2 separate regions of the Homo sapiens genome follow, and region 1 is linked to region 2. A link is an interaction called in ENCODE POLR2A ChIA-PET data of the cell type or tissue named here. Cell type or tissue: A673. All regions are shown on one strand.

The links. Peaks named below come from ENCODE experiments on the same cell type or tissue, not always from the same donor. Only the 100,000 strongest peaks of a DNase experiment are listed, where the experiment ranks them.
Region 1: POLR2A ChIA-PET joins it to region 2 with 11 read pairs; 2 of 35 experiments call an interaction of 5 or more read pairs at or near these places.

The regions. Positions count from the first base shown.
Region 1 is chr13:60,753,914-60,756,413 of GRCh38, reverse strand. No RefSeq gene overlaps it. Among named protein-coding and RNA genes, the nearest start is that of LINC00378, 82 kb to the right of the region's middle. In A673, a CTCF peak has its summit at 912 (motif pointing left); DNase peaks (open chromatin) are centred at 1,533 and 1,953; H3K27ac peaks cover 1,705 bases.
Region 2 is chr13:60,903,738-60,906,237 of GRCh38, reverse strand. No RefSeq gene overlaps it. Among named protein-coding and RNA genes, the nearest start is that of LINC01442, 12 kb to the left of the region's middle. In A673, no CTCF peak of the experiment used is centred here; no DNase peak of the experiment used is centred here.

The sequences.
Region 1 (2,500 bases), 150 kb after region 2:
AAAGCCATGCAATGAAGGAAGTCTAAATCCCTGAATCATCCTGAGGAAGACAGCCCACCAGCCGGGAACACTAGCACTGAATGATTATGTGAGTGAAACATAAACTTCTCCCGTGTAAAGCCAGTGAGAGGGGTAGCAGCAGCAAGTATTGCTCTAATCAAGACCCTGAGATACATACCACACAATTAAAATTAGCAAATGGGAAAATCAGTCCAAAGGGAAGATACATAAAGCCAACTTTTAATATTGGCGCATGCACACATACACATAAAAAAATATGCCTAAAGTTTGTAGTGTTTCCCTCAGATGTAAACAAACCAGATGTCAGAACAAGATTTATCTGGTTTTAAGAGGTTCTCACCTGGGTCTTTACACAGGAAAACTATAATGTAACACACAACTAGAGGTGTGGTTAAAATGCATGTTTTAGAGTCAGAGAGTATGGCTTCAAATTCTGGTTCTGCAACTTACAGGCTGTGTAAACTCAGGCAAGTTACTTAACATTTCAAAGCTTCTATTTTCTGAACTGCAAAATGCAGATGATAAAAATACTTTATTAGAATTGTTGTGAGAATAAAATGAGATAAATCCACATAAAATGTTTGAAAAGTACACTCTACATGGTGCTAAGTGTGTGTGCTAAATCAAACTGAGCCGTTATCAATATTACTATTTTTTTAAACCATAAGTCTGGCTTTTAGAAATGATAATGAGTTCTGAATCATAGTATGCCTCTGAAATATTAGAATAAAGTAACCCAGATCCTGACACTGCCTGACACCTGGGAGAGATTAGGAGGTAGGGTGCCAATCAGATATCACAGCTCAGAAATGCTTTGTAGCATGTCAGAAGTTGAGTTCTTCCCTCGCCCCCACTTATTTGTGGCAGGATCCCAGACTCCACCTGCTGGTGCAGATAAGGCTCCTGAAACTCAGTTCCCACATTCCTCAGGATTAACGCAGAGCCTGTACCTTGAAGACATTAAGGTCTAAAAATGAGCAGAAATAGGGAAGACAGTGCCTGACATCAAGGGTCCTTCAAGAACAAGAATTAAGTTCTTTAACAATGTAGTTAATCTGCCCACCAAGCCAGCAAAATTATGTCAAATTATATTTCCTAATCTTTCCATCAGCGCTATGATTTTGAATTAGACTCCTTTTCAGAAAAAATTGGGTCATAGTCTAATGGCTTCAGAAAAGGCTTACCCATGCACCACAGATAGAGGAGACATTTATCTGTAGGCCGTATCGTCCCCTGCTACAGATGTATCCCTAATAAGAAGCCCTCCCAATTCTCAGCTTTGAAGGATTAGACAACGAAAACTACAGACACACACACACACACACAAAGGTCCAAAGTCCAACTCACTAGTAACCCCTCAGAAAGTGATTTTTTTTAGCATTTAACTGGCTTCCCTTGAAGAAGAAATTATGCTACCCTAAAGTAAACTCTAATCTGTTAGCCCACAGAGAAAAGGCAGCAAGCTACCAAATATCTGCTCATCACAATGAGCTTAAATGAAGCATGGATTTAAGCCTCTTTTATGTGTATAACCCACGATCTTTATTAGAGTTTACTTTGCATAATTAACTCAGGGAACTATGAGAAGCCCAGAGCTGTTTCTGAGTCTTGATTCGTTATGTGCTGCTGTACCCAAGGAAGTAAATATAAACAGGAGGGTTTTGCCAGGCTCCCCGGATTCTTGAATTATCCCCAACAAAATGAGAATCGTAGCGTCCTGGAATCCTCTGTGTGCCTGAGAATAAACCCTGAGCTAAAGCAAAAATCAACAGACCATTTCTCTACCTTGGAGAAAAGTAGAAAGTTGCTGAGGGGGCAGTTACAATGATGATAGTGAGTATTTATGCAGATTTGCTTCCCTAAAGCTAATCTAGAAGACTCACAGCAGTGTCCTTAAAAGAGCTGCTATTTGGAAGAACCATTGACTGAAAGAGCTATGGGGGTGGGGAAAAGCAGTTTGTCTTAGAGGAAGTAGCTAGGGCTCTGCCACAGATTGTCCTCTGGGTAAGTCATGAGGAATGAGGGGACTTTAAGAGCTGAGAGATGCTGGCTGGGTGTAGAGGCTCATGCCTGTAATCCCAGCACTTTGGCGGGCGGAGGTGGGTGGATCGCCTGAGGTCAGAGGGTTCAAAACCAGCCTGGTCAACATGGCGAAACCCCGTCTCTACTAAAAATACAAAATTAGCCAGGCATGGTGGTGCATGCCTGTAATCCCAGCTACTCGGGAGGCTGAGGCAGGAGAATCGCTTGAATCCGGGATGTGGAGGTTGCAGTGAGCCGAAATCATGCCCTTGCACTCCAGCCCTGGGCAACAAGAGTGAAACTCCATCTCAAAAAATAAAATAAAAAATAAAGAGGTGAGAGTTGCTGACACTGGACAGGAAATAGAAGAAGTAAAAAAGTAAGACAGTTTGAGAAGATGACAGACCCAAGATATCAGAAGCTGCCACCAGATAAAGGGAAACCCCAAGGAAATGCC
Region 2 (2,500 bases):
TTTTGTTGGGATTGTTTATTTCTTGTAATTTGTTTAAGTTCTTTGCAGATTCTGGATATTAGCCCTTTGTCAGATGGATAGATTGCAAAAACTCTCCCATTCTGTAGGTTGCCTGTTCACTCTGATGACAGTTTCTACTGCTGTGCAGAAGCTCTTTAGTTTAAATATGTCCTATTTGTCAATTTTGACTTTTGTTGCCATTGCTTTTTGTGTTTTAGTCATGAAGTCTTTGCCCATGCCTATGTCCTCAATGGTATTGCCTAGGTTTTCTTCTAGGGTTTTTATGGTTTTATGTCTTACCTTTAAATATTTAATCCCTCTTAATTTTTGTATAAAGTGTAAGGAAGGAATCCAGTTGCAACTTTCTGCATATGGCTAGCCAGTTTTCCCATCACCATTTATTAAATAGGGAATCCTCTCCCCTCTGCTTTTGTCAGGTTTATCAAAGATCCGATGGTTGTAGATGTGTGGTGATATTCCTGAGGCCTCTGTTCTGTTCCATTGGTCTATATATCTGTTTTGGTACCAGTATCAAGCTGTTTTGGTTACTGTAGCCTTGTAGTATAGTTTGAATTCAGGTAGTGTGATGCCTCCAGCTTTGTTCTTTTTGCTTAGGATTGTCTTGGCTATACATTCTTTTTTGGTTCCATATGTAATTTAAAGTAGTTTTTTTTCTAATTCTATGAAGAAAGTCAATGGTGGCTTGATGGGAATAGTATTGAATCTATAAATTACTTTGGGCATTATGGCCATTTTCACAATATTGATTCTTCCTACCCATGAGGATGGAGAGTTTTTCCATTTGTTTGCATCCTCTCGTATTTCCTTGAGCAGCAGTTTGCAGTTCTCCTTGAAGAGGTCCTTCACATCCCTTGTAAGTTGTATTCCTAGGTATTATATTCTCTTTGTTGCAGTTGTGAATGGGAGTTTACTCATTATGTGATTGTTTGTCTATTATTGGTGAAAAGGAATGCTTATGATTTTTGCACATTGATTTTGTATAGTGAGACTTTGCTAAAGTTGTTTATCAGATTAAGGTGATTTGGGGATGAGACAGTGGTGTTTTCTAAATACACAATTATGTCATCTGCAAACATAGACAATTTGACTTCCTCTCTTCCTATTTGAATACACTTTCTTTCTTTTGTTTCATTGCCCTGCCCAGAACTTCCAATACTATGTTGAATAGGAGTGGTGAGAGAGGGCATCCTTGTCTTGTGCTGGTTTTCAAAGGGAATGCTTCCAGCTTTTGCCCAATCAGTATGATATTGGCTGGGGGCTTATCACAAGTAACTCTTATTATTTTGAGGTACATTCCACCAACACCTAGTTTACTGAGAGTTTTCAGCAGGAAGGGGTGTTGAATTTTATTGAAGACCTTTTCTGCATCTATCGAGATAATCATGTGGTTTTTGTCATTGGTTCTGTTTATGTTATGGATTACATTTATTGATCTGCATATGATGAACCAGCCTTGCACCCCAGAGATGAGGCCAACTTGATTGTGATGGATAAGCTTTTTGATGTGCTGCTGGATTCAGTTTGCCACTATTTTATTGAGGATTTTTACATTGATGTTCATCAAGGATATTGGCCTGAAATTTTCTTTTTTTGTTGTGTCTCTGCCAGGCTTAGGTATCAGGATGATGCTGGCCTCATAAAATGAGTTAGGGAGGAGTCCCTCTTTTTCTATTGTTTGGAATAGTTTCAGAAAGAATGGTACCAACTCCTCTTTGTACCTCTGATAGAATTCGGCTGTGAATCCATCTGGTCCTGGGCTTTTTTTGGTTCGTAAGCTATTAATTACTGCCTCAACATCAGAACTTGTTATTGGTCTATTCAGGGATTCGACTTCTTCCTGGTTTAGTCTTGGGAGGGTGTATGTGTCCAGGAATTTATCCATTTCTTCTAGATTTTCTAGCTTATTTGCATAGAGGTGTTTATAGTCTTCTCTGATGGTAGTTTGTATTTCTGTGGATGGAAATTCTTCCTGATGGAAGAATTTCATGGCACTGAATGTTTCCAAGAAAATTTGAGACAGATTTCTGGATATTTTGCCCACTGCTTGAGGATCTACCTTAGTGTTTGTCTTTCTTCCATTGTTACTGAGTTTCTTGTAAAATAAAAAACCACTCTTACTAGAGGTGATTAATTGATATAGGCATATGCATATTCCTTGCTCCTTAACGTGTCACGGGTCTGTCATATGGTAAAGCAGAAGCTGTGTGTACTAGAAACTTTACATATTACTGTTTTGTGAAGTTAAATGAAAAAAAACCCTGATTACGTCTATTTTCTAACTGTTAAAAAATTTTTTTTTCTTGGTTTACTTGGCTAATTTGGGGTACAGACCTCCACTGTTATTCCACACTCTCTCTTTGCTTTCACTATGCCAGGATGGGAGGCAGAGGGAGCAAAAGTAGTCAGTACAAAGTCTTAGACAACTGCTTGAGGATCTTCCTTAGTGTTTATCTTTACAGACATTACAAAGAAATCACTC